Regions from separate parts of the Mus musculus genome. Here region 2 is linked to region 1. A link is a loop called in an ENCODE intact Hi-C map of the cell type or tissue named here. Cell type or tissue: left cerebral cortex. All regions are shown on one strand. Links, peaks and the distances in the headings refer to the core of each region. The heading gives the core; the rest is flanking DNA.

What was found. Hi-C counts contacts between places; a loop is a spot of excess contacts. Peaks named below come from ENCODE experiments on the same cell type or tissue, not always from the same donor. Only the 100,000 strongest peaks of a DNase experiment are listed, where the experiment ranks them.
Region 2: a loop joins it to region 1, with 6 times the contacts of the local background. A loop is called at or near these places in 13 of 42 quality-filtered maps.

What each region holds. Positions count from the first base shown.
Region 1 is chr4:105,139,867-105,155,150 of GRCm38, reverse strand. Gm29838 (a long non-coding RNA gene) reads left to right here. Exons shown (of 2, transcript XR_376486.3): 1 at 1-1,018; 2 at 1,508-2,028. Among named protein-coding and RNA genes, the nearest start is that of Gm29838, 9.2 kb to the left of the region's middle. In left cerebral cortex, for the core only: a CTCF peak has its summit at 3,065 (motif pointing left); DNase peaks (open chromatin) are centred at 3,043 and 5,554.
Region 2 is chr4:106,359,651-106,374,934 of GRCm38, reverse strand. It overlaps Usp24 (ubiquitin specific peptidase 24), which reads right to left. Exons shown (of 68, transcript NM_183225.2): 11 at 14,698-14,812; 12 at 14,414-14,517; 13 at 12,925-13,032; 14 at 12,683-12,778; 15 at 12,436-12,597; 16 at 12,200-12,247; 17 at 6,801-6,908; 18 at 6,063-6,212; 19 at 4,735-4,866; 20 at 3,840-3,951; 21 at 2,171-2,247; 22 at 1,136-1,276; 23 at 891-944. Among named protein-coding and RNA genes, the nearest start is that of Gm40218, 43 kb to the right of the region's middle. In left cerebral cortex, for the core only: no CTCF peak of the experiment used is centred there; no DNase peak of the experiment used is centred there.

The sequences.
Region 1 (15,284 bases), core at 1,807-9,806:
AAGAGAAGTTCCTTGAAACCCCCTTCAGGAGAAGCAGCACAGCCTCACCTGGGAAAACAGCAGCAACAATGCGAAGCTAATGTTATAATTAACAGCACTCTAAAAGGAATTCTGGGTACCCGAGGTTCTTCCATGCTCACAATCCTCTTCTTCACGTGCAGAAACCTCCTTGAAATTCAATGTGCCAAATCTTCAGAATTCCAATCAGCACAGAAAGGCAGCTTCTGCCGCCTGCTCTAACCTGCCGCCCACCTTGGGTCCTCCAGCATCTGCGCTCCCACTTCCCACTCCGGCTTCATTCCCTTGCACAAGTGGCCATAACTTGCTGCTTCAAGGCCTGAACCCTGAAGCCTGTCTTAGAGATCTGAAGGAGCAGCAGTGAAAACCACTGCCCAAGACACAACTGAGTGGAGCTCAGCTAGTCCAACCTACCTGCTCCTCCTCCTCCTCTGGAAGATGACTTACATTAACAACAAATGCACTTTAAAAGCCCAGCTTTTCTCCAACCATAGCTGAGCCATCATTGCTGTTTTTACAAATTACTGAGATTGCTAACTTTAGCCCACACTAGCTTCGGTTCAAGGAATCTATTTTATATTAAGGTTCTCTGGCTTAACCTCAATCACTTATTAGGAAAGGTAAAAATCTGTTATCCCAAAAGCAGACTAAAACAACAACAACAACAAAAAAGATAAATGAATGTTTAAATAAAAGCTTTCTATTTCTACTTACAGGGCTCTCCTCACTAAAGGATTGGATTGTGCTGTTAAGTGATAGGTGTAGCTCTCTGCAAACAAGATTATATTTGGATAGCGTTCAAGGGAACAGAATATTTGAAATATTCATTAAGACTGACTTGAACAAGCCATAAAATACAGTGTCAGCCTAATTCCTTAGGTAATTCCTTAGATAAACAAAGCAGCCTTAACTCCCATTGGAACTGGCTAACAATGAGACGGACAAGGAGCGGACATGTCAGCTGCCAGTCAGAAGCAGCATCCCGTCCAACCGAGAGCAGGTAAGGCCCCAGACAGCCGAAAACCTTTTGACTTTACTCTTTTTCCTCATTCTAGTTTGTCCCCCTTGTCCTGTCCTCCCTTTCCTTAGCTTTACACCTGACGCTGAGCCATTTTACCAGCAAATAAACCTCAGTGAAGCCAGTCTGATGATAGTTTACAATGGTGTCATTTCAAAGTCATTAAGTCATTAAAATTCCTGGTAAACATAGCTTACCAAAACTCACACATTAAAATGACAGCCACTTCACTAGCATGGCTGTGTAAAAACTATCACATCAGCAGGGATAAACGCCCTTCTAAGAGTAACTTCGTATGTGTGGCAACATGTCATTCTCAAATAACCGATCCCTCCCAAGAGGTTTAATAGCCTTCATTTCTAGGATCTCTCAGTTACCTCATAACTCTCTCTCTCTCTCTCCCCTAATATCTACTTAATCAGTTTAACCCCCAATACCTAATTAATCATTTTTATTTTTTTTGAAGAACAGATATGAATTGGCTCTGGAAGTGTTTGAAGGAAGAGAGTAGCAGCCACGACACTACAGAGTTGTACTCAAAAAGCCAGAGTCCATGTTTTAAGTTGTGAAAATTAAGAAGACATAGTTTGGCTAGAGAGTGCCGGTTTATCCAGGTTCTTCAAAGCCGAGCCACTCTACCTCCTCCAGCATGTACTACTCAAAGCTGCTGGCTTGCCCCTGTGAACACTGAATGTGATATCTTGTGTAACTCCATACTTATCCTCCTTGGCCAAAGCAGGAAGGAGCAGAGATGTGGGTCAGAAAATCTGGTCTCTGCTGATGCAAACAGAGGAACCAGCCCAGACTCTACTTCCCTTGAAACTTTTCAATGAGGTAGGTCATTTTTTTTTTCTTCTGTGGAAGACTCCAAGAAGTTTTGAAAACTAAAAGAACACACCTGAAACCACGTGGTTCACAATAAGCAAATGAATGTTTGGAAGCCTTCAGTTGGCCCCAGCACTGCAAACATAATAAACAATGCATTAAATGAATACTATTTGTGACTTCAGTACTCATTAGCCCTATTTTACTGATGGGAAAATCTGGGCAAGCCTATTCAACTGGATGGAACCAGTTTTCTAACAGATAAAGTGAAAGCGATTCTCACATTAGCTCATGCAGAGCAAAGTCGGCCATGCTGTACACGCTACAGAAAAATGTCTCTCCTTTCCTCTGAACGCAGGAGAGTGTTATGCTTGCTTTAGAAAGGCAGTGGTGGCACATGCCTTTAATCCCAGCACTTGGGAGGCAGAGGCAGGCAGATTTCTGAGTTCGAGGCCAGCCTGGTCTACAAAGTGAGTTCCAGGACAGCCAGAGCTACATAGAGAAACCCTGTCTCGAAACAAACACAAACAAAACAAAAACCAACCAACCAAACAAACAAAAAGGCAGGAACCGAATCTTGGAAGGAGGAGAGCTTGCTTAGGTTGAGGTAAGGAGAATCCTGAAGTCCTGTTTGAAGCCAGATTTGTTCATTTCTAAATCAAGATTGTCTTCATCCCACCAGACCCCGTTCTGGAAGATGCTCAGAGATTTCTGCTTCCGCCCAGCGGTTCCCCCAGAAGGCTTTGCGAGCTCTCTTGCAGAACTGGCCTCCCTTTGTTTTTGTTAGGAAACGCGGCTTTAATTGGTTTGTTGTTTCTTGCAGGATGGTAAGATCACAATGTCGTTTGACATCATGTCTCTGAGACAAGAGATCTGTGTCCATCATTTGTCAGGCAGGTTGTTGTTATAGGAGGAGAGTTTTGGAATATCAAACCGGGTCGCTGTGAGACAACTTTGGAATCACATTAGCATTCTTGCCTCTCTACAAACAGTACTCTTTTCTTTAGCTCAAAGTTAGAGCTGCGAAGAGAAAACGTTACCTTCTCCACACAGTTAGTACTGGAAGCAAAAACAAAAGCCAGGGGTGCAGGCCTACTTGAGAAACTAGTAAATGAAGGCACTGCCAAGCTTGTTCAAGACACGGGTAAAAGCAGCCTTCTGCTCTCTCAAAAGGAGACTCATGCTGCCACCTTGTGACACTGCGGGAAAATGCTCATACGATACCAGGAGTAAATTGCAATTGGAGACTGAGGAATGGCTGGAATTATTCTGTGATGTATGAACAATGGGCAAGCAAGAAGAATAGGTAGGTTTTGAAGATTGGGATACTGGTTATTCATTTGCTAGATATCTAAAGGATGTCTGCTATGTATGCTCCTAACACTTCCAGGAACTAGGGATGTTGTGGTGAGTCAAACAGACTAAACCAGCAAATGACCAGGTTAGTTCCTACCTTCATGGAGCCTTTAAGCATCTGGCTATAATACCCATGAACTCATCTTAAATTCTAAACAACCACAGGAGCAAATTTTTTCCATGTTAAAAATGAGATTGCTAAGCACAGAGAGGTGAAGAAACCCGCTGAAGGTGGCCAAGGGCTGAGTCCCAGACTTGAACCCAGGAAGAGAGGAGACATCAAGATTTTAATCAGTAACCAACACTGAATAACCTTTGCCTTCTGTCAAACATATAAGGAGAAAGATAAGTGTTCCTGACGTGACTGCTTATTTGTGTTTGTCCGAGAGGAAGTGGTGGATGATCGTGTGCACATGTGTGTCCATGTGACCAATGAATTCACAAATAGGCACACTCACTGCATTTCTGCGTGCATAATTACTCATTGTATACATACATGTATTTTATCACTGTTTCACCACCAACCATGGTTTTCTGAGCACCCGTGCTGTGTTAGGACTCCCCATAGGACTCGAGGATAAACGTACCAGAGCTTGGGGTTGCATCCTTTATAGGCATTGGTTGTTTTCTTAGGACAGACGATAATCTCAGACATAAATCAAAGTGTGTGCTTCACATGTAAAATGACAAGGCTTCAAGCACCAGTCATGATGAGAGGAGTCATGATTCGACACAGGGGCACAAGAGAAAGGCCCACGGTGCATACAAACCATGATTGTACAGCGTGGCTGGAAAGGTGTGTCACAGCTTAAGTGCACAGAAACAGACACAACACATTTCTACCTCACACACATCCTGGTTGATCTTTCACACGTCTAAGTCTTTGGTTGTAGAAAAATGCACCTGTGCTATGCTGTGAGAGTAATTAGTTGTGAGCCTTTAAGTTGACTTGTTATTCTTACACTAGTAGCTTTTATATAAATATGTGCCTGGCCACGAACTACATCCAAATCAAACACCTCAATCGCTTCCCTAGCCACTTCCCAATTAATGATCCTTCACCAAAGTTGAACCTCGTACAACCAGTATCCAGTATACATGAGGATAATGTCCCTGTGTTACCTTATTCAATATGATGTCTGAAAGGACCATCCAAATTCTTTTGTGGAGCTATACGTCATTTTTTGTTTGTTTGTTTTTTTCGAGACAGGGTTTCTCTGTATAGCCCTGGCTGTCCTGGAACTCACTTTGTAGACCAGGATGGCCTCGAACTCAGAAATCCACCTGCCTCTGCCTCCCGAGTGCTGGGTTCAAAGGTGTGCGCCACCACGCCTGGTGCTATACGTCATTCTTTTTTCACTTACTTTATGTTGTCTTACTTCCTGATTGGTCATAACTTACTTGTTTAAATTGGGTTCTTTCTTTCTTTTTAGGAATTATTTATTTTATATGTATATGTATACCATAGCTGTCTTCAGATACACCAGAAGAGGGCATCAGATCCCATTACAGGTGGTTGTGAGCCACCATGTGGTTGCTGGGAATTGAACTCTGTACCGCTGGAAGAGCAATCAGTGCTCTTAACCACTGAGTCGTCTCTCCAGCCCAAATTGGGTTATTTCTATTTGTAATATGTCATAGATAAGGCTGCTAATGAGCCCCCCCCCCCCCCTTGCACACATCTTGCAGGAGGGATATTCTTGTTCAGTTAGGTAACCTGCACAGGATAACTGTATTTCCATGTAATAAATACTATTCCAGAGTGTTTCAGAATAGCTACACCAATTCATACTCTACCTGGCTGTGTCTTCAGCATGTGATATTGTCAGACCTTTGGAGTTTAGCCATTCTGGTGGGTATATATGGGTATTTCACTGTGGTTTTAATAGGCATTTTTCTAAAGAGCACTGTGTTATGTGCTCAATAGACATTTGTCTATATTCTTTAGTTAGATGCATATTCAAGGTGTCTGTCCCTCCTTTAAATGTTTTCTTAGGGATTATATATCTTCTCTATGGAGGATATAGTTCCCCTATCTGTAACTTATCCTTGTACTTTCTTGATTCTACATTTTAGAAGTCAGCAGAATTTTTCTAAACAGTGCCAAATAGTAGCTATTTTAGGCTTTGCAGGGTGTATGATCTCTGTGTCAATTAGCCAACTCTCCCACGGTACTACTACAGCAGTTAGAACGTCTTCCATTGAGGAAGCTTGACGGGTGAGTTGGGCTATGTTTCAATCCAATTTATGGACGCTAAAGTAGAATGTCATTCTTGTCTCACATATTACGAAATACCATCTTCCGATTTCTTCACCTACATAAAAATAGAAAAACTATTCTTACTTCACAAGCTGCTCGCTGGGATGTGGCAGGCTTAATTTAGCTGCTGGTCCATAACTTGCCAAGTTCCAGTGTATTTTATAAACCTAGGTTCTTCATTCTAATGAGTACCAGTTTATCCATCGCTTTATCATTAATGCCTTGTACCAATGTAAGAACTCTCTGCCTAAGGCACTACATCCCCTTTGTTTTACTCTGCTAGTTGTATTGTCTCCATCTTGTGCTGTCTATAATCCCTCTGGTATTGAGTTTTGAGTGGGATGTGGGTCAAAGGTCAGTACTTTTGTTTCTGGGTATCAAACGATCACCATACCTTGTGCAACTATGACATGCGTGTGCCCTGGCCCTTTTCTCTATGCTCCTGTATTGAATCAAATCTCTTCTAGTCTCGGACTCGACAGCTATTCACTGAGCCTCATTGTGCAACCTGGCTATATGTGCTACGTATGGGGAAAGGGCCAAGACAGGGAAATGTCCAAGTTTTTCAGAGTGTTAGCATTGATTATATTAGCAATTTGATGTATGGTCAAACAGAAAATAATTATTCTAGAAAATTAACCTAGTTTGTCATTCTAAGTCCACAATAAAAGTCAAACTAACCATGGACTTGGATCACATTAATAATTGCTACGGTCACATGAACATCTCTACCTTAGGTCACTTATCTGCTTCATTTAGTTCTACATAGATCCTGAATTCACACAAGCATACACATACACACACAGACACACACACAGAGACACACAGACACACACACACACACACACACACACAGATACACAGATACACACACAGAGAGACATACACACACACACACACATACTTCTGAAAGGCAATCTTTTACCCTGGAAGGAAAAAGTATGAGTGTGAGAAAGTTCCTAATAAAAGCAAAGGAGAATTTCATATTTTTTTCCAGATTTATTTATTTTTATCTTATGTGTTTGAACGTTTTGCCTGGATATGCATATATGCATCATATGTGTGCCCATTGCCCTTAGAGGTCAGAAGAAAGCATCAAATCCCCTGAAATTAGAGTCATGGCCAAGTACAAGCTGCTGTGAGGCCGTGTGGGTACTGGGAATTGAACCTACACCCTCTGCAAGAGAAGTGGATGCTCTTAACTACTGAGCCATCTCTCTAGTCCAAACTTCAGATTTTTTATTGATTATAACAAACTGAAAGGTAACCTCTAAGAAAGATAAGAAGTTCATCCAAAAATCTATGAAATTTCCTTACTTGGAAACGACAGGAGGTGTGATTGTTTCTGATACAGTTGCATTAAGGGTCTTGTGGGGCCTAAATCTAATGACTGTGTCCTTACAAGAGATAGAGAGGAGCTGGGCTGTAGCCCAGCAGTGGGACACTTGCCTAGGAAGAACAGGGCCTTGAGTTTGATCCACCAGTGCTGAGAGACAAGCTAGCACTAAAGCAAAGACATGAGAACACTGGGAAGCTCACAAGGCAGAGGCAGAGATGGGAGGAGTGTGGCCGGCAGGAACGATCCAGATCCAGGACGCTGGCAGAGATAAGCAACGGGGTCTTCCAAAGACCCTTGAAGGAACTGAGGACAGCAACATGGCCACTCATCTCTCATGTCCTAAGCCACTGTTACAGCATTCCCAAGCCTAAGCCACTGGGAAGCTACACATCATTATCTCCCCCAGTCCACTTTTATTTAAGGGAATAAAAGTTCCCTTAAATCTTGGATGATCAAAAGTGGGTTGCAGGATTACAGGGACACGTTGTGGAGCCTATGCCTTGAATGTCCACTCTATGACCAGGCCCACACCTCCCCAGTCTATCTTCTCACAGAGGTTAGCTGGCCCTGCATTTTTTATTAGATTTTTAAACCTGTCTTCCTCTACTAGACATCAAACTCTCCTAGAATAGAGGGATTCTCCACCCCCACCCCATGCCCCACACCCAACTCCTTGCTTATCTCTTTCTTTTCTTTCTTGAAAATCCTTGTTGTCGCAACAAAAAATTTTAACCTTGGCACACATTCCATTGACCTTGTCACCAAACATTCTAATAGTATGTATTCATATATTCATGTCTTCCTTTACAAATCCCCCACACCTGTAGTTTCTTTGAATGGTTACTTTTCTTTTTTTTTTTAAGAAATTGTTTTATTTATTTATATACCAAATATTGCACCACTTCCTGGTTACTGCTCCAAGAGTTCTTCACTTCCCCCTTCCCCCTCCCCCCTCTCTGTTGCCTCTGTTCCCACCCCATTCCCTCCCTTCCCCCTGATTATCTGTTTCTAATATCTACCACTCAGTAAATGATAAATAAATTAGAAGAAAAACAAAAGTATGAGTGAATATATGAAGGACTTGTGTCGCCATGCACAAAGACTTCAGGGAGAGGTCATGATACTTTTGACACTGTGGAATGAGTATTTTCACATATGGAAGCCTGCTTCTTCATTGTTCATTAGATTAAAGAGCACAGCCATGGCCTGAGAGATTCATCTCACCATGTACTGTGTTCCAGCACAGTCAATTTCCCCCCATGAATTATGTCCTTTGTCTTGTCTCTGCATGAAGTTCCATGTCTTCTGTTTTATGTTTTCTCCCCTCCCCTCCCCTCCCCTCCCCTCCCCTCCCCTCCTTCCTTCTCCCCTCTTCTCTCCCTCCCCTCTTCTCTTCTTCTCTCTACTATTCTTTTCTCACTTTTCCCCTCCTCAGGCAGAGTTCACTGACCTTTTCTCCCATCTTTCGAATTCTCAGTCACTTTCATGTACCTTCTGTGAGGACTCTCCTGTACTGAAATTGCTGTAACTGGAGTTATATTGTGTGGCCTCTTGCCATTGTCTCTCTTCATTTATAATGCTTTAAAGGCCCATCCAAGTCCTAGTGTATGTCAGCACATCCCTTTTTCTCATTGCTGTATGTTATTTAGCCAAACAAATATGATATACTTTTGTTTATACATTCATATGGAGAGTTTTAAATTGTTTCCACTTCTTGAGAACTATAAACAATGCTGTTAGCCCTTCCTTCTTCTGAGTGAAATGTGAGCCTACTTTAGATGAGTCAAAAGAGGGCTGTTCTGACTTGCTTTAAAAGAATCACTCTTTGTTTTTTTTTTTTTAGTACACTAGGTATGAGCAAAGGTGAAAACCAGGACTCTGGAGACTGTTGTACTAATGAAGAGAAAGATGGCTATGAATTGAGTTAGGCAGGGAGAGAAGTTTGGGAGGGTGGTCAGTTTCTGAGTGTATTTTTAAAGTAGAACCAACAGGAAACATCAAAGGTAATTCATGACATTTTATTCTTAGTAACCAGGATGATGAAGGAGTTGCCATCAACATGAAGGAGAAAGATTCCTTTGAAGTGAAGCTGATCTGGGTAGTGGAGGGCTGGAACTGTTTGGACATGCTAAATCTAGAACAATCTTTTAGACAGCTGAGTGATTGGATGGCATGTAGACAGCTAGATCTATATTATAGATATCACTTAATTTTTCTTGATAACATCAAACAGCTAATACTAATGTATTTTTAAAAAATCCATTCAGTGGATGATTAGTGGTGCCTGCTATGTATAAGGAGCCATTGTAGGCATCTCATGGAGTGGAGTAGTATCTTTGCCCTGGTCTGTGTGCTGCTGGTTGTCAATTAAAGCTATGTAGAATCTGGAAGCCTATTGCTCTGTGTCATTTCCACTGGTGATGTGAGGTTGGGTATGTATCATATATTTCCCACCCTCTGCCTCAGGTTCTTCAGCTTTAAAATGGGGCTCATGCAAGATGGTAGCTGAAATCTTCCCACAGTCTTGAATATTCCTCTTAATGCTTATTGCAGTGAAAACTGGGCTCCCAGATGACATCATGTCCTTGGCCCTTTGCTAGGTTTGGATGGCTTCTTCACCTTATCTTCATCCACCAAGCAATGAAAACAGAAAGTGTTCTATGTATCCTTGATGCTCCATGATGTCTTTCCTGTGGTTGCTTCCCTACCATGAGTTTAAAAAAAACAAAACAAAACAAAACAAAACCTCTCTCTTTTTTTTTTTAACAACTAGCAATTCTTTATCCTCTGATTACATAGGTACTATTCAGGGTAAACAAAAGTTTATATCACATTGCCACTGGTTTCCTCTCCAAGTCCTTCATCACAGGGCGCCACACCTACTGTGGTATTTCCAATACTCTGCCTGCTGACTGTGGTCCTGGGTGGACTCTGAGGTTGTGTTTTCCTGAGGATGGTGATTGTTATCACACACATGATCTAAGAGTTCAGTCACTGCGTTGTCACTAACAGACACATCCCCAGAACCTAACCCTAACCTAAGGGTTTCAAAACAGATAAAGCAGAAGAAAAAAAAAAGATACATCCCAACAAATAACTTATAATGTCTAAAAGTGATATGCAAATATTTACATTTATATATTCAAATATGTGGATTTCTACTGTAGTAAGAGTTTTAATATCTTTGAAAAGCACACAAGTATTATGGGAATATGCTTTCACTTTATTCCTAGAGGTGGGGTATGGGGCTGTTTTACATTGGCCACAGCAGCTGACTATGATTTGCCTCATGCTCTAGCAGGGGTGTGATTCTGCCAGCTGCAGATAGTTTCTGCAATTATGCAATGTTTGGAATTCTGGGGACTTTTCCAACGTATATAAATGCTAGATCCCAGATAGGCGGGTGGTTGTTGTTGGTTCATTTGCTGTTGGCCGAGGTTTGTTAAGCCATCATGTGCAAAGAAGAAACAAACAAACAAAAAAAAGAAATTAGAAATCCTGATGGTGAAGAAGGAACTTGCCATCCCTCATCAGCAAGACGTAGTCTAACAATAATGTCACCCCTTTCCCCTCTATCCTTTTTATCTCCTATTTATTATTAGGAGGATGAAAAGGAAGAAAAAGGGTGGAGAAAGGTAGAAGAAAAAAGAACTCACTAAGTAGCCAAGAACTGCTTCTACACTTTTCAAGCATGAGGTACTTATTGTGTGTGCTTTTATGGTTAATAGGCAAGCACTCTACACCAGGCCACGTTTCTTGTCCTCTTTTAAATAATTTTGAGATAAGGTTTTCCTAAGTTGCCAGAGCTGGTCTTGAACTTGTCATCCTGGCACCTCAACCACTTTAGTAGCTGGGATGCCTTAGTAGTCATGTGCCATGCCCAGCCAGCCACAATGCATTCTTTAAAACCGTGTTTCATTGATCTAGCCACTCATTTGTATAATTACCTATTGGACACGTGTGTTATGTTAAGTCTTATGAATAGAAATTTGTCCCGTGAAAGACTCATTATCAATGAGTCTTTATTCTTTATGGGTCTTAGTGCTGTGGCAAAACAGGAAGTCAATTTTAAATTTGACTATGTAGAATATAGCAGAACGCTGTTTAAACAAGAGGAGATAGGCAAAGGGCCATTCTCAGCCGGAGGGAAAAGATGAGAAGACACATGAGTCTAAGGCTTCTAAGAAGGGTTCTAACTTAAGGGGATCCTTTGGACAGGAATTGTCCAAAGCAGGACACGGAATCACTATCAAATGTGTTTCATTCCTGCCAGTGAAGACAACAAACCAGGCAGTGGTGGCCCTGACCCAAGCCTTTAATCCCAGCACTCAAGAGGCAGAGTGAGGTGGAGCCATGGGTTCGAGGTCAGCCTGGTCTATAGAGAACATTCTAGAGCATCCAGGGATAGACAGAAAACCTTTGTTTTATCAGTGGTGGTGATGGGAGGTACGGAGCTAAAATATCTGAGGGCTTCAGGAGAAGACCCTTCCTCTGTCCTCTACACGAGGAGCAGAAGAGGCCAGCAAGAGTATAGAGGCAAGAAACACATGGAGCAACAGCAGAAGGGAAAGAAACCCCATTCAGCACCTATTGAGGAAAAAACTACACTTGGTTACCCTGATGACTGGACTGGGAAAAACTCATAGTGTTAAAGGCAGCAATAAAAAAGAAAGGTCACGTAAACTGATCAAGGTGTCCTCCAGCCTCTTAGAGGAATAAAAAACTGATTTATCCCTTACAAAATAAAAGAGAAGTCTCTTTATTATAATATATAAATTCATTTTATTCATTTGTTGATTGAGTATATGGTACTGCAGTATGTATTTTATAATTGAACATGGGGAAAATATTTTGTCTAATTTCCTAGCCTGCAGGCATGCAAGCAAAAATAAGTATTTCAAAGTTCATTTAAAAAGTTCTGTTCTGGGGCTGGAGAGATGGCTCAGGGGTTAAGAGCACTGACTGCTTTTCCAGAGGTCCTGAGTACGATTCCCAGCAACCACATGGTTGCAGGAAGCCAGTGTGGCCACATGGGCCTAGATGGCACCCTGGCCCATTGCCAGGCCTCTTGAACCCCACTTGTTTACTGCCCTGCTTGAGCATGCACAATGGAGCTGCACGCGTGGGCTGCCTGCCAGGCTGGACTGTTCCTTGTGATCCGGACCTGTCAGCCTATCGGTGAATGACCTGAGCTTGTGGCTGGAGCGTGTGTGATTTCTTATTGGATGAGGTGGGGTAGAGCGAGATGAGGTCAGTCAGCGTGAATATAGGAGGGTTGTTGTTATTGTTGCCCTTGCTGAAGTGGAGAGAGCTGTAAGAAAAAAGCCACAAGTAAAAGAAGAAACTGTTGCGTGAACCATGGTGTCCATGTCATTCTTGTCTTCGCAGGCAGCAAGGACTGCACCACATGGTGGCTCATAACCATCTGTAATGAGATCTGATGCCCTCTTCTGGTGTGTCTGAAGACAGCTACAGTGTGCTTATATATAATAAATAAATCTTTAAAAAAAAAAAAAGTTCTATTCTGCCCTGGACCATTCTTTCTAGATTGTTCTTCAGGAATAAACAGTAATTATATAGGTTGTTTCAGTACTTGTTCCACTTTCTCTAACTTATGACAGGAATCAGAGGACATAATTGTAAGCCCAGTGTTGAGAACTTAGCTTTCAATGGACGTGTCTCTGAGTTCTCTTTGGAAGAGGGTACATGTCCTCAAGTTAACTAAATGGCTGATTTAATTCCCCTTCATGTTGCCTAGGTTCAGAGATGAGGTCAGACTCCCCAACCTGCTCATGGCTGTAATCATGGGTAGGTTAAGTCACCTCCCTGTTGCTGCATTTTCTGTCTCTTAAGTGAGAGGTAGAGTAGGTCCTGCAGTGCCTCGTGCCTATGAAGGTAAACATTTTACAACTCAACATCACAGTGGGACTTACCTTCTGTAATGGACATAAAGCCTTCACGTTTGCTAATCAAAATGCTCCGATTTCTAGAATACAGACAAAAGACGGAAGGCATGTGACAGTATTTTAAATCAGGCAAGTGTATGCACAATCATGGCCTAGAGTTTCCAGTGTGATTCAGAGTTCCTGTCAGCCAACAACAGCAACCAATGATCTGCATTTGGGAAGCTGGGACGCTGTGTAAACTCCTCCTGGGCTTTGTTCCTCTGACTCTGGGTTACTTGATTGCCTCTGCAGTGAGGGACAGGAAATAGAGTCTGAACATCCTCTCTAATTCACAGGCTGCAAAACTAGTCTGAGGGATCACTTTGGGCACAGAAAGAAGGCACCTCACAAAATTATTCCTTTATATTTTATTTTTATTATATGCATGCGAGTATCTTGCCTGCATGCATACATGTGCACCATGTTTGTGTCTAGTGCCCACAGAGGTGCCAGGGCATCAGCTTTCTTGGGACTGGAATTATGAATGTTTGTGAGCCTGCTGGGTACTGGGAATTGAGCCAGGGTCCCCTGGAAAACCAGCAAGAGCTCTTAAGTACTGAGCCATCTCTCCAGCTTCCAAACTATTTTTTAAGTGCACAAAACCCATCAACTCATAGAACTGGCAAGACGGTGATGGCATCTTACACCATCTCACACTATTAGCAGGAAACTAGTCTAGAGAATCTGAGGGGTTTGATTAAAGTAGAGGAAAAACAACAACAAAAAAAACCTCTCAAATCTCGTTCTCGATCCATTCCACTTTCCAGCACACCACACTGTCAGTTCTGTTTTCAGTGAAAAGACTCTGCTTCAACAAAAATATAAGGAAAGGGAAACTTGGCCTTATACGCCCACTTCAGGTCCTTCTAATCTTCATGTGGTTTTCAACCCCCCCCCCCCCAAACTGTAAACATGTACACTGGTTCATCTGTGCGTGTGGTTCCCCACTATGACTGGAGGTTGACCAGAACACATGAATGTCACGTAACACCATATAATAAATGACCACGCACAAATGGCCCTGCAGGAAAAGAATTGACATGCCTGACTACTGGCCAGGCATTGTTTTGCTAATGGTTTCAATATTTTGCATATCAGTTTATTCTCACAGTAAGGACAGGTGATATACAAATTTACACTTTTCAGGGTAGGAAACAAAGGTACTGAGCTATTAGCTTATTTCGTAAGACCATTTTTAAAGAAGTATATAAGTAGACATGTTCTGAAACATAAAAGAGAAGTCATTAGTTCATTTCCTACAACCTCATATATTAGCTCAATTGTATGTTTTATGCATTCCCTTCTGATATCCTTTCGTAATATGTATACAAACATTATATTCTGATTTTTTCCCATTTGACCTAAGTACCACATCTCTCACTGCTGTTTAGTTTTCATAAGACTCTCCCTGTGCCAAATGTCAGACCTGGGTTTTGTTTTAGCAGAAGTCTAACCAGGACCAAAAAGTACAAAGTGATTTAGACAGAAAAGTTCAGTGTACAGAATTACCAGTGACCTGAGCAGAGAAAAAGATGAGTGCCTAGGGCTGTAGGTGAGCACCCCCAAATGACAAGGAAGTGAGCTGTAGCCCTCATTGGTGAAAACACAGCAGAGCCCACTGGACTATCAGAGACTCTCTGTTGTCCAGGACAGAGCTGGTTCACAGCCAATGAAGGAAGTGATTACCTGGTACCCAGACCAGGCACAGCCAGCAGCTAAGTATGCTTAGGGTATTATGCAAAGGGTGAAAGAGAAAGCTACTTTTGCAGAGAAGAAAGCTGAAAGTTATGGAAAATTTTCACTTTCCTACTCTATTCCTGATCATGGTCTTGATACCTACTGTGCTGCCATACTGGTCAAACGCAGCAGAAAACGGAGTTTCCAAAACATGCTCATAGTCAACCACAAATTGACTAGTTATGATGTCATCACGTGCCACAGGTTACTAGCATCCCACTTTCTGCTAGTTAGATACACAGCACTGCATGCAAGCCAAGGGGTATGGTCACACCAACCCCTAAATCATGACTTCCTAGGCATGTATAGTAGTTATTTTCCTGTAGCTCGTAAAATGCCATGACCAAAAGCAACTTAAGGAAGAAAGATTTCATTTAGTTTGTGGCTCCAGAGGGCTGGAGTCCATAGTTGTGAGAAAAGCATGCTAGGATGAACAAGGAGCTGGCTGGTTGCATTCCGTCCACACACAGGAAGCAGAGAGAAAGTACTGGAAGTAAACTCTCACCATCTGCTCCTATGGACATACTCCTTCTATAATTCCCAACAGCGCCACCAACTAGGACCAAACCTATGTGGCTCTCATTCAAATCACTGGGACAATTCCTATTCTCTATCAGTTCAGATCCAATTAGGACATGAACGCCATGCAAGAACATAAACATGGAAAGTTCAATATGAGTGATAATTTGGCTATTGTAAGGAGTAACTATAAAATACAAGGCTACCCCAGAAATGAGGGAGACCCCAAGCAAAGACAAATTTGTAAAGAAAGGCATTATCTCCTGA
Region 2 (15,284 bases), core at 3,998-11,997, 1.2 Mb before region 1:
TGGTCAAAGTGAATGAGATGATATTAAACCATAGGCTTCTAATTAACAAAGACTGCCAACATCATTTACTTCTAGGTCTCCTGTTGTGGTTTCAAACAGCAGATATTGTATAAATTATGTGAAGCACGGACATCCTAGTACCAATGTGGAATCTATCGTACAATAGATGGTTCCTTATGTCCCAGAAGTGGGAGCTAGGACAGATAGACAGGAGAAAGAGGGGATGAGATAGAAGGTAAGATTTATTTATTTATTTATTTTGAGACAGGGTTTCTCTGTATAGCCCTGGCTGTCCTGGAACTCACTTTGTAGACCAGGCTGGCCTCGAACTCAGAAATCTGCCTGCCTCTGCCTCCCGGGTGCTGGGATTAAAGGCGTGCACCACCACGCCCGGTAGGAGAAGGTAAGATTTTATACAGAGTGTAATTGGTGTGTGTGTCTGTTTGTCAGCAGGCACTCATATGGGCATATGTTCATGAGTACACTCATGAGCTCATGCATGTGGAGACAGAATTTAATACCAGGTAGCTACTGACCTCCGCCTTGTTTTTTGATAGAGTCTCTACATTGAGCCTGAAGTTCAGTGTTTTGGATTAGGCTTGCTGGCCAAGTGAGCCCCCCTGAAAATCGCCTCCAGTACTGGAGTTACACGCCCCCACAGCAATGCCAGCCCCTAGTTCTGAATGTAGTTCTCATGATTTACAGCAAGCACTTAGCCCCTGACTACATCTGTGGTCACACCTATTCCCAACACCATGACATGGTACATTTGATCAATTCTCCAATAGTCTCTAGCCACAAATATCGACATTCAACATTTATCTGAAAACATACATTTATAAAAGGGGAAAAGAAGTCATTTAAAAGACCATTTTTTTTTTTTTACTCACTTCTAGTCTTGTATAGCAGTCAGCAATGAATTTCTTATGTAAAGACACTGAGTCCTGAAAGTCAGAAGCATATGGAAATTAAAATTAGACTCTGGCATTTAATTGTAACCATTAGTCAAGACAAAATACCAAAATAAATCAAATTGGAATACAACAAGGATCACAACTTATCAATAACAAAATACATAATTTTTTTTTTTTTTTACATTTTTATGTCTGAGTAACTTTTTCCCTTGGGGACTCACCTTCTTTAACCTAGGGTTTAGATTAATGTAACTGTAGTTTATGATTAATTGAATAGCTTCATTAGCAATTTCTTCATCAGGTGATTCCATGGCAATTTTCCAAATGAAATCCATTCCTACCAACTCCAACTTTTCTACATACTGTGTAAAATTAAAATGTATATAATTAAACTTAATAGTACACTAGTATTACAAATCACAGGTCAGTATTTTTTGCTACGTTATTGAGTCTGAACTTCTGTTTAACAAAATGAAGACCATTAGGTCAACCCCCTACTGCACTGATATGGAATGCTCACATGAAAAGCCACCAGAGGTAACAGGCACCCTCCATGGCGTCCAGGACAGGTGCAGAGATGTTTCTCCAGACAGCCCTGACACAAGGCAGACATCCACCCAGAGAAGCTAATCAACCAGAAACTGAAAAGGCTACTAATTCTGGGAACCCGATCCAGTCCTTCCCAAAACTCAGATAGAAATAGCAGGATACAGAGTTAAGAGTATCTTGTATATATCCTGAGTACTTCAGGTAGCAGGACCTCAACACCAGGGACTTAGAAAAGATCAAATGCTTGTCTTTTTGTCTTAAGGACGGATATGAATAGGAGCACTCTGTCGCTCTCCATTTTCCTACTTCATAGTCTGTCCCCACATTCTCCTTGCAGTCCTTGCTACTCACATCCTAGGATGTCCATCTTCTCATTATCAGGCCCTTGGGAATTGCTACATGGAAGCCTAGTGGACCAATGCCCTGGAAACCCACTGATAACCACAGGTGCAGAGCTGCCTCTACATGGGAGAGATGAAGAGTGGGCAGACTTCCTAGATGCTGAGGGGAGAGGCAGGGCTAGTCATGCAGCCACCGGGGCCTTCAAGGGAGCCTCTGCCACTAATGCCCAAGTAGGCAGGTAAAAAGACCTCCTTATTTAAACAAACATATTTATGTTTCAATCCATTAGAAGACAGTTTTTTCCTTCTGAATATCAAGTTACATCAAATATTTCAATGTATCTAGGTTGAGAATAAGATACATACCAACTGAGCTCCTTGTCTTTTCAACCGATGATCACAGAGATTCACATTTTCAAAAAAAGTCTTAAATAAGTTGAAACCTAAGAGTATAGAATGCCAGTCAAACCCATGCACTCAGACACAGATAATCGGGGAAGGTCTAAAGTGAAGCAGAAGGAAAGGCTATAGCGTTCCTGGAAATGGCTTCTCAAACAGGCATCTAAAGTGTGGTGTGCAGTGTATGACAGTGCAGGCCTGCAGTCCCAGAGCCAAAAATCTCCAGACCAGCCTGGGCAGCCCACCCAAATCCCATCTCAAAAAACCCCAGACACCTTTGAAAAAATACAAGCAAGCCATACATCTTTAATCTTAACTGGGAGGCAGAGGCAGACCTATGTGGGCTGGAGCTAGACTGGTTTGCATAGTAAGTTCCAGACCAGACAGGGCTACATAAAGAAATCCTGTCCTAAAAACCCAGACAAATCAAAACCACTACCCACAAACAACAGAAGAAAATACATGTAAACCAGACTTAATCAGAATTTGTAAGACTTGTGTGCTTCAAGGGACATTATCAAGAAAAGGACACAACATAAAAAAATGGAAATTTTTACAAACGATCTATCTGATAAGAAGCTAATACCCACAGTATATAAGGAGCCCGTACAACACAACAGTCTAATTAAAAAAAAAAAAAAACAAAGTCAAAATCATAACTAGACATTTCTCCAAAGAATCTATTTACATGGACAAAAAAACAGTCTGAACAGATGTTCAGCATCATTCATTATCAGGAAAACACAAGTCATTACTACAGGACATAACTCAGCACCCTCCAGGATACCTTTTAAAAGGCAGATAAATAAGAAGTCTTGACAATGAGGAAAATTGGCACCCTATACACTGCGGTGGGATTAGGAAATGGTGCAGCTACTTTGCAAAAACAGTTTGGCAGATTCTCAAAGGTTACATCTCATGGCAATATGACTCTAAAATTCATAACCAAAAGAAATGAGAACACAAAAAACTACTATATGAATATGTATAGCTCAAAATGGTAGCAACAAATGTTCACTGACCTATGAATGAAAATAATGGGACACCTACAGTGAAATATTATTCTCCTATAGTGACACCACAACCTGGGTGTGCTCTGAACTCATTACTCTTCCGCCACAATCAGAGAAGCCAGGTAGGAAGGCCCCAAGTAGTATATATGATTTCACTTGTACCAAACTGGGCCAGTCCATAGGAAAAGAGATTAGGCTGGGCAAGGGAAGGCTGGAAACTAGCTGCCAATCAGTGCAGGGCTCCTCTTAGGGGTTTAGGGGTGATAATGTTTAGAAAGTAGTCAAGGCTGCACACCTGAGTGCAGACTAAAAGTTGCTGACAGTATATTTACAAAATGGAGTTTTACAGAACTCAATAACTCAGCTAAAAGAAGTAACTGAAAGGAAGCATTGTGTACATTAATATATCTTTACTTAATGAATTCTATTTATTAAAGAATACAAAGATATTTTGGCAATTTCATTTATTAGGCTGTTATTTTAAATCTCAGTAAAATACCACGCAGTTATGTAGGTGGAGAATTACAAACTGTTCAGCTGCCTCTGAGAAGTAGTATTAAAGTTAAGAATAAAATCTCTCACTCTAAAAAAATCTAAAGCAAATAACTGTAAGTTTTCCCTACCATTCATAGTGATTTCATATGACTCCAATTTCAGAATCTTCTCCTTGAAGAGCTGCTGCTGGACGTCACTCTCCAGGTCATGCTGCCCCTTTGTAAACCACTCAAAGCACATCTGTGGATTAAGAAAAAATTGCCCTAAGACCAACTACAATCCACTGCAGACAGAAACACACGGCCATCTGGATAGTAAAGAGACGTTTTCAATACTTCTAACACTCCTGTAACTGCTCAACTGACACAGGAACCTGAAATGTTGGGTGCTCCAAAGCAGACGGGACAGGTCTTTCTGCTGGTCAGGAGAGTATGCACTCACACCTCTCGCTGAATCTTCTGCCTGCGTCTCCCACTAGTACTCAGGGAAGCCTTGCTGTCTGCCGAGCCCAAGTGCTAAGCACTGCCACATACTCAGTCCTTTTAACATGCCTAGGAAGTAGCTATTATTATTCTGTCATGAGAGGAGACCAAGACTCACTGTTAGCAAGTGCAAATGTTAAAGTAAGTGTTTGCATTTTTACTGTAATTGTTCTTGATTCATGTTTATATTTCTAGAGATAAAACATTTTCAGGAACTAAGTTTTTTAGCAGTGATCTAAAATTTAATCTCACAGGAAAAGAGAAAACTAAACTCTAACATAATTCTTCAGTGATATTCATTTTGTTGGCTTTAGTGTTGTAGCCAAAATTGAACAAAACGATCAAAGAGCCCACACACTTATGTCTATCATGGATGTCTTTTAAGACATGTTTTCCCTAGTACTTACAGTTCCTACTGCGCCATTCAGTGTTCACATACTCACAATGATAGCAAACAGGATGCAGAACACAGATGACATGAGACACACGGAGGAGGGCAGCATTTAGTGCATTGTCACTAACCCACAACCCCAGGCCTTACCTCTCTATCTAGCTCGCAGACGTCCTGGCCAGTCACAAGGCACTCCCAAATTTCTTTGGCTCGGTTCCACCCAAGATACAGTGTAGCTTCTTGTAAGAAAAATGCCAGAAATTTCAGATGTGCCTCTAAATACTGAAAAAAGCAATAATGCAACTAGTTAACTTGTTTGAGGCTGTCATCCTAAAAGAAACATTACAATAAAATTCTATAAAACAGATTTACACAGAACACTTGTCATGTAATTCATGAGAAAGTAAATATGACAAATGGACTTATCAGCCAATAATTCAATGCAGCAGAAGCAACCTCAAATTTATTACAAAGTCAGTTGACTGTAGATATGAATCAAATTCAATTCTAGTAATCTCAAAGGAACCCTCATATTCACAAGTGGTGAAATTAAGTTCTATTTCTGGTAGTTTTTTGTTTTTGTTTTGTTTTGTAGACAGCAGATCTTACTCTGAATTCTAGAATAGCCTAGAATTCAACCAATATAGCCATGAATATGCCATGAATTCACGACAATCCTCCTACCTCAGTCTATGGCTGCAGTTCTCAACCTGTGAGTTGTGACCCCTCTGGGGAATCAAAGGAACTTTTCACAAGGTCGCAAGATATCCTGCGTATCAGGATATTTACATTATGATTCATAATAGCAGCAAAATTAAGAGTCATGGAGTAGGAACAAAAATAGTTTTATGGTTGGAGGGTGGTCAGCACAACATAAGGAACTGTATTAAGGGTCTCAGAATTAGGAAGGTTGAGAACCACTGGTCTAATGGAGTCCTGAATTACAGACGGGAGGCACTATACCCAGCTAAGGTATTTTTTAAAAAAAATATTATTAGCCATCAATTGATTTGAAAACCAAATGTATGATCTACAGAGCTAGCAATTGTTCTTAAGAAATACTATTTTTCTAAACTTAGTTTGAAATTACAGTAAAGGACTGGAGAGACAGAGAGCACAGTGGGTAAGAACATTTATTGCTATTGCAGAGGGCCTGGGTTTAATTCCCAGCACCCATGCGGTGGTTTACAACCACCTGTTTCTCCAGTTCCAGGAAATCTGACGCCCTCATCTGACCTCTGTGAGCACCAGACCCCCATGTGGTGCACATACAAACATACAACACAAATTAATAAATCTAATGAAAAAAAAAGAAAAATATTGAAACTATAGTTAAGACTTAAAACCATTCCCACATTACAAAGATTGCTCATGGTGCCCTTCTATAGTTGTACCCAACAAATATTTGTTTTACAGTTCAAATAGAAAAAGTTAAGCCAATCCCGAAAACCACAAAACACAAACACAGTGAGTGATACCTCCCGGTAAGTATAGCGGCCATCCACCAATGTTAAGCCGGTTAAGCCTCCAGGCCCAGCCACGGCTGCTGCAAGTCGGTGACAAGCCAGTAAGCTTCCCGTTACCAGTTTGACTATTTCAAAATTTTTCTTCAGGTCTTGAATAATGCTCTTAATAAAAGAAACAGAAATGAAAGTGGCATGAGAATCTGCAGTCATTTTGCTGTTTAATGCAATATAGCTCTTATTTTAGAATGTAGCCCCAGATGCAAGAACAAACATGAGATTACTTCTGACAGTAAAATCAATCTGGACTTTACTAGGGAACTAAGACATTGCTAAGGGTGCCTCAAGGAGAGACGTGGCTCTGTGAAGAGTTACTGCGCCCTACGTGCTCTCCTGGGCCTCACCCCACATCCCTGACAGCAAGCAAGCAAGCTCTACCCAGCTCCTTAGACAAAGTCATCTTCTTGTCATTGAAAAGATTCTATTTTGTAATCTTTTCAAATTTGGGGACTATCATTAATGTTCTTAAAAGCTAGCCTAGTTATCTTAACAAATTAGCAATCAAGAAGAGTTAGGAGGACTATATCAAGAGAATGACCTCCTTTGAAAGAGTTCCAAATGATTAAAACCCACTGACATTACTAACCGTAAGCCGGTAAGATACTACCAATGCAACAACCTTAGCCACGCTTACGTATTACAATTATTACAATAGGCTATACACATGAGAATTAAAAATAAGTATGTTCCTACCTTGTCTTGCTTTTGATAGGTTTGTTTTATAAATGAACGAGTGATTTCATGAAGCTGACGTAAAGCTGGAACCACCCACACAAACTGCGGATTATTAAGTTGAGATGACTATAGAGTTAAAAAGAAGTTACATTAATTAAGCTTACAACTAAATGTCAGTCATTTATTAGCTATAAAAAAATGTTTGAGTCAATTATTTCACTGTTACACATTCTATAATTTTCCCTTTCATATTACTTATTTATAGCTTATCTCCATGCAAGCATAATCAGCCTTCAACTTCTTACTCTGCATGCAATTTCCTAAGGCCAAGAGCTGCAAACAGGAGTGGACGTGAAATGACAGTAAATGTACAGGAGGACATCAGCAAAAAACAGACAGGGAATCAGCAACTTCAGAGGACAGATTAAGTGCACAGGGCTGCTAAGACACGTTGACTCAAAAAAATAAATTATGGCAAAGCTGACACTGACCTGGCTAGCAAGGAAAATGGACTAAGAATATGGCTTTCTTTAATTAATCTGATCAAATTACTGGCATGAGTTAAGTACTAATGAAACTATAACCTGTTTCTCTTTCTATTTAAGGTACTCTGCCTTAATAACTAAGTGCAGGGCTTGGGTGCAGCTCTAAGGTAGACATGGCTTAGTGCGGACGAGCTCCTGGGCCCACTTCTAGCACTTCCCTGACTCCATCCAACCCCATTTCTATTTTCATTAATTATTAAGGATACTTTACTCAGACTACACTTTATTTTCAAAGCACTTCAAATATACTATTTCTGAAACTGGTACAATAATCTGGATCTTTGTGTCATAGATAAAAGAAATCTAATAAGCATGCAATTGGCCTTTAATCAATAGCATCTTTTCAACTATAAGCTTTCATAATAAAATTGCTATCAGATTAAATGCTATTAATCAGCTGATTGATTATTAATCAATTAAAGCCTTACCATTTATTTAAAAGGCTAAATTTTTTTTTGTTTTAAGTAATTTTATCAAACTTTTCTGCAAAATGCAAACCCTGTTGAAAGGACAGTATTGAAGTCTTAAAAGAAATACACCACTACTGTAGGTTACTTTGTACAAACTAATTACTACCACCAAACGATACGTTCTCCTCACCTCAAGTATGTAAGCCAGATAAGTTACCAAATACCATATTTCCTGGATTTTAAGTATCTCAACTTGATACTTCTTCAATTATGTCAACAGACACTTACCAGCCACTAAACATTAAATGTAAGCTTTTATAACTGTCCATTATTTTTGTATATACAAACTTACCTATACAAAAAGGCATTTGTTTATCTACCTGTTATCTGAGTTGAGCTGTTATTTAGTATAGGTAGTACCAAACAAGGATGGCCTATAAACCTGAATTTGGGTTACTTATTTATATGTTATCAGAAACATACCATGACATAGCACAACTACCCTGAGGTGACTGTCAAAGCAGTTCAAGTCATTGTCAAAGCCAGAAGCTACCAGGAGACAGTTCCCGTGCACGGAGCTCTTGCACTCAGCACTGGTATCTTTGCCCTGAGCTGTATTCTAACTCACAGAAGCTGCTCAACCTATACTATTCAGCACTCAAAGAAAAAGTTGTTTTCATGAAAGAAGATGAGCACACAAACCTCCCCATGCTTCAGTATGCCTCAAGGACTGCTGGGGATGCAATTCAGTGTTGGCACACTTGCCTACATGTGCACGCCCAGACTCTATTCCTAGTAACTCCAATACCAAAGATTTCAGGGTGGTCCAAATCACTACTACAGTAGAAACATGAAGTTATACATAATTGATAAAACAAAACAAAAAGGTTTCATTTAACTACTGGTGTAAGTCTTAACAATGGCCGATAAAGGGAAAATGAACTTTTTGTCTTGGTTTTGGGGCAGTGTCTCAGATAACATGGCTGGCCTCAAACTCACTGTAGTTGAAGATGATCTTGACTGTCTGAGTCTCTTGCCTCCACCTCCTGAGTACTGGTACTGGTACTGCAAACATGTGTGATAATGATGCAACTCTTACTAGGCCTCGTTATGCCAGGTAAACATTCTACTGAGCTAAATAAAGTTCAACTCCAAAAGGTAGTTTCTGTTTATCTTCTCTATAAATCCAGTAACTCTACAATGTAGGCTGCAATCTCTGGCATCTTCAAATCATAGAAATAAGGTATATATTGAAGGCCAACTACTTCTGAAGTTAGCCAGAATATTTTTGCTAAAAACAAAATTGTCAAGACAATGAGGAAAACTGTGTATCTGAACTGATACCTTCCAAAAAGGATACAAAAAAAAAAATATGCCTAAACCCTTTATCAATACGCAGATACATTTAAAAGTATCAGGACTAATTAGGTCAATTATGGCTAGTGGAAATTATACTTTGAGTAAATTAAGAGAATAGCCATGTAAGTTGGGATTTAAGAATCACTATTGATAGTCTCTCTGAAGGACAGCAATCAGGAACCATGTTAGCCATGGTTAGCTATGGTATTATATTTTTAAGTTACAAGAACAATTGAAAATTCCTCTGATTGCTAAAGATGGCTGAAAGTAAACTGAATCTTTGATGACGTCACTGAATTTAGTGTGCTCTCCAAAGTAGAGTGACAGCAAAGGAAGCTGTGAGGCTCAGCCAGGTGGCTGCAAACCTGTTTGCATTCTCCTCCTCCACCTTATGAAACCCAGGATACATTCACTGCCTCAGCAAGTAGACCTTCTGTGCAGACATCTCACGACAAAGCCCACTGACTTCTTACACCTAAAGGCAGGCCTCCAGGCAGTACCTTAGGAGACATAAAACCTAAGTGTACTCCAATCTCTCGTGTGACTACCCTCTAGGCAGCTAAAGAACGCATTCACACGGACTTCTCTCTTCTCAGGGCTGAACACCGCCCCCCATTTCCTTATCTGCATTGCTTTGCAGTTTTAGATTTTTATCTAGAAATAAAGTAAACAAATTTATAAGGAAGAAAGTCTTTAAGCAGAATTTCCCCCTTCACTACCTGCACTACTGAAGACGCCTGGCTGGCTTTACTGTCTATTCTATCCTTCACAAACAGGAGCAACTCACTGACAAACACATCAACTGTTCCAAATCTAAAAACCTGAGTTCTAAAATTGAAAGCTCTTTTGAGTGTTAATATTATGTTTGAAACTTTTCTTATTTTGAATTTGGGATGCTCAACCAGCAAAGTCTATGTAAACATTCTAAAATCCAAAAAGCTCCAAAACTGGAAACACTGTAGGTCCCAAGCATTTCAGACAAGGCTTATTCAACCTGTGAAGGTACAGCAGTATGTGTCTTCCTAGGGTGCAGGAGAGGAAGAGGAGGGAACTAATATTTACCAGAAGTCGGACAGGTGCTGTCAGGAGACCTACAGACAGCCTATGGAATATGAAAACACTACTACTGGAGAAAACATGATTTCTGTTTGTTTAGTAATTATATCTTAGATGGAACATTTAACCTTTTAACTGAAGGAAATAAGAAGTGAAGTAAGAGACAAAGGGTTGGGGTGGACAGCGGAGGGTATAAATGAAGCAAAGGAAAGAAAGAGGACCAAGGGAGCTTTGGGGACCTCGGCAGAATCTGTAAAAAGTCAGAGTTTCTCAATATGACAGTGGAACTTGGGAACTTGGAGTGTCAAAAGCAGCAGGAAGGGAATCAGTTGGGGGAGAAGAGGTAGCTGAGGGCAGGAGGGGAGTAAGAGGTGGGTGATCTTGTCTTACCCTTCGCTTAGTTTCTGTGTAGCCTGGCAGGGAGACATAATCCCCAGTCAGCCCACCTTGCTGCCTGGCAGGAAAGGGCATAGCATAGAAAAACACCTTTAGTGGTAGTAAATATTTCACTCCCCTGCCAGGGGGCTTTGATCTTCCCACTGCCCCCCTTCAGCAAGTGCACTGTGAGTATCTGTGAAGCACTTAGCAAACTGGCAAGTGCTACTATATAAAATGCAAGCTATGGTTACATGGGGAGAGCAACAGTGCACTAAGACTTCCTTTCTGGGAGCAGCAGGGAATAAAAAGGAAGACCATTCCTCTCGAATCTCATAAAATGACCAGATAGTTTCCTTTTGCTGTTGTGTTGTTACAAAGCAACAGACACGAATGAAGTGACTGCAAAGAGAAGCAATAAAGACACAATAATGCACTTGACTAGGACAGCTTGGTGATGCTCAGTGGGACAAGGGAGGAACAAAGGTCCACAGGAGTCTCTGGATTCAAAAGCCATTTCCCTCAAGGGAAGGAAATGTCCCTTCAGCTTCAACCTGCATATCTTAACTATAAAGAATAAAAATGTCTGTTGCCTAAAAGAAAAGAGTATTTTCCTAGCGGTCCCTTTTCTTTATTGATTCTATTGAAGGGTATATGTTTCAGTAACTCAACGAAAACCATTCAATCATAAGAGAGACTGCTAAATTATGTGAGTCACTGAGCAGAGGAAACTGGAAAACTTAAACTCTGAGTAGAAAGCAAGCATTAAACATTCGTCATTCCTTTTAACCCCAGCGTTACTTGTGTTTGTAACAGCGCTATTTGTATAGTTTGTGAATGCTTTTTTAAAAAAAAAAAAAATCACTAAAATTCCACTGTTCAAAGTTCAATGTCAGAAATATGAAACACCACATTCTTACATTCCCATCTAAACTTCATAGCCAAATAAACTGAAGTGCACAAAAGCCCGGTAAATCGCCAAAGCTTGTTAGCAAGAACTATGTGTCTATGGGTATCAGATGAAAGCCCGAGGTACTCCAGCTCCTTTGAAGAACACCAGTGGAAACCATGGAGAGGTCTGGCTGATGAAACACTAATAAGTCCCTATCTATTTTTTACCAGAAATGTTTCCATGTTATTAATATGAAACTCCAAAAACAGAGTCGTCCCTACATGGCTAGGATGTAAGTGTAGGGCTGCCTGAGTGCTGCCTGCGGCTCTGATCAGGGCTGCTATGAGAACAAAAGCGTGCACGTGCGCATGTCAGACGCACTGAACACCGCCCCTCTCATACACCAGCAGCACATGCGCCTTCCCCTGCTTGCTCCTAGCCACAAATACTCACTTTCCCTCCCTCATGGGAAAAAATGGGGACTGAATTTATTTAGAATTCAATGTGCTTTAAAAATTATATATACTTTATGTATAATTTAAAAGGAAAATGATGCTGAAAGTCATGCAATTTCATAAAAATTATTTTTCAATGGAACCACTTTTTTTCCATTTAAGGGTAAACAGCTGTAAGTTCTAAATAAAGCACAGCTCATGAAGCTCAATCTGTAGACTAATATTAGTCTAGTAAACACTAAAATATCTTACAAGTAGGATGCAATTTACTAAAGGTAATTATAAAATTACAATACCTTAGTTGGTTCCATATGGAAATACTTACCTTAAATCCATCTTTCTTGTTTTTCTCCAAACTCGACCATTCTCCAGGCTGAAAATTAGGGAGATATAAGTGACTGGTAAAAATAAAACCTATAGCCCCAAATTTGGATTCTAAGGTAAAAGTTTCCAAATAGGACATTCCACTTAATTTACACTATAGGAAGGAAATTTTCTTGGCTCTAATCCCTCAGAACAATATTACTGCTCTGACAGCAGTCAGAGTAAAGCCCAACCGACCCTTTTAATGTCTTCTATGCATTTAATGATGTAGCTCCTCTTGACCGCCTCCTTCACTGCGTACGCGTCACTGAGGATGGTGAGGTGCTCCTCCAAGGCCTGCTGAATGAGGCTGCTGGGCAAGGTGGGAAGGTGAGCCAGCTCCCAGAGGACATCTAACACCTGAAATAGCACCAGATGATGAGCCAGCCCACAGGCACACCGTTGCAAGCATTTGTAGCTAGAATAATCCATTTGGTTTTCCTGCCTTTCCAGAAGTGGCCTCAAACCGAGCTTCCCGGCCGATTCGTCCGATCAGACTCAGCAACTTCTGTCTCACTCTGTCACTCTCGGTCTCCCAGCTCTGCACAGAACAGACAAGACACAGAGGTATCACAGTCAAGGTGGTGAAATTAGCAAAAACGCTAAAATCTGAACTAAAAAGGTTAATAAAGTAAGAGAAGTCCGTTAAAAGGCGTCTGTTGGGGATGGACTCAGTTTACACTTTACCTTCTGAATAAGGACGAACAAATGATTAAGCTGGTCTGCATTAAACTTCACAGCTGCCGCAGCAATAATTGTATGAATGTTCTCAATTACTGTAGATGACTGTCCTGACTAGAAAAAAGGAGACACCAGGAGAAAGTTAAGTATTGGGACTTGGCTAAACCTAAGTCTTGCTGACAACTTAGAGTGACTGCAGTCTGCTCAGCACTCACTCCCATGACAACACTGGAGGTTCAGGGTCACACAAAGCAACTGTTACTAATGGTCACCTGGCTACACCTCCACTCCCAGCAGCACTACCCAGCAGTCTCTTACATGTGAAGAAGCAAAAGAATCAAGTTCTTAGCCTGATATTTATTTTAGGAAGAGAATAAAATATTTTCAACAAAAATTCAAATAGATTTATTTTGAACTGATAAAATTACAAGACAAATATACATTGAGTGTTTTTACAGAGTAGTGATCAGGGCTTCAGTTGAGAGTATTATTGGCCCCATTTTAAATGTTGCTTATAAAATCTTTATGACTTCAACTAGTACTTTTGACCCAATGGCCAGTAGCATAGACCCTACTGTGAATGACTGATGCTCATTTTATAACCTCAGTCATGTAGGTTCAGTTAACTTTCTCCAAAACCACTATGGATATGTAGCTGTTCATTAAATGTAGCAGGCATTCTCATTCTGTCTCTGTCCCCCTCCCCTGTCCCATCTACTAATCTTCACCTCTTGTGGGTTCAGAATGTATACTGAGAAAACATTATACATGAGGGTGTTCACCAAGGCCAGCGGCCACATACGGGAAGCAAAGTCTAGGGACCTAGGAGTGCTTTTCTGTAATCCTGCCCAACTGTAGCCCTCTCTGTACTGCTGGGAGGGGAATCAGCTAACTGTGCTCCCACAGTGTCCTGTCAGCTAGCTTCCTGTGATGAGCAGTGAGTAGCAGGACTGGGAGAGGAAGGAGTGGTTTGGGCTCAGGCTCAGAGAATGAATACAGGGCTGGTGGGCCAGCAGGGGCTCTGGCATTGCTAGTGGGAGTGGCACTCTCCACTTTCACTGTCTGCACCTCCCAAAGTAGATTCCTCCCAGCCATCTTCCATCTTAGCAACACTTTTTTTTTTATTTTGTTCTAAACTTTTAAAAAAATTCTTTATGTGTGTGGATATTTTATCGGCAAATATGCCTGTGCACCACATGACTGCGTGCTTTGTAAGCAATTCCCCAGCGTCAAGCCCATGTGTCTGACATGTGTCTGACATGTGTCTGACATGTGTCTGACATGTCTAGCACAGTTTATTTCCAGCCAGATTTTGACTGCTACAGAACTAAGTGGCCACAGGTAAGAAGAGCACCGGCTTTCACAGACTAGGTATAGCTCACCTAGTACAGACCAGAGGAGGTCCCTCTGGTTTGACTGACTCCTCACCACCCTACCCCCTCTCCTATAGTCCATACATATCAGAAAAAGGCAAAAATAATTCTGCTCAACTTACTTGTATCTTCCAAATTTTAGTGAGTTCATCTAGTGACAATTTACTGCCCAAGAGTTCAATAATTCCCTTTATTCGATCACAGTATTGTGCTTGGTCTATGTTGCCTAATAGAGGAGACATCAGAGGGGAACCAGATGCAGTGAATAACAACTCTACTAATGCAAAGCAGTAATAATTTCCTAAGATTAACTAAAGACTAATAAAAATAAACAAGATGTTTGCACCTTTTAAAAGTGAAAATAATTTACATGTCAAGTAATTTTTATTTTTTGAAAGCAACTTACCTTCTAGTGCAATTGACAGAACTGAATTTTCAACTAGCCAATCTAGTAATCTGTCTGTATCTATAGCATTCTTCACAGACTTGGATAGAGTACTATCTTCTATTAGTTTTGTTACCTAAAATGACAGTATTAGCATGAGGGGAGAAATATGCATAATCAAACCTTCTCTTGTATATGTATAGTCATCTTATACACTTATAAAAATCTAATAATTAATCAAAATATTTCAAAACTAGCTTATTTCTTAAAAGTTAACAACTATTTATGACATCTCCTTAAAAAGAAAATGGAATCATTCTTAGAGCTCTACTTAATCCTTAGGCTACCTGTGGCTAGCTTAGTGACAAGGACCCAACCCAAACTGCAACTCTGACTTGTCCTCCATATTTTCTAACTGGAGAAGGAGCCAAACTATCTCTGGTGATGGGAACGTCAGGTTAAGCTTGTGGACTATCCATGGTCACAGGACAGATAGCCTGAAATGTGGAAGTAAGACATAGGCAGAGCTGGCACTGGCCTGCTCAAACTGTGCTCATGGTCTGGTTAGCCAACCCCTTCACACATGTGAGATATCTCAGTCCCTTTCA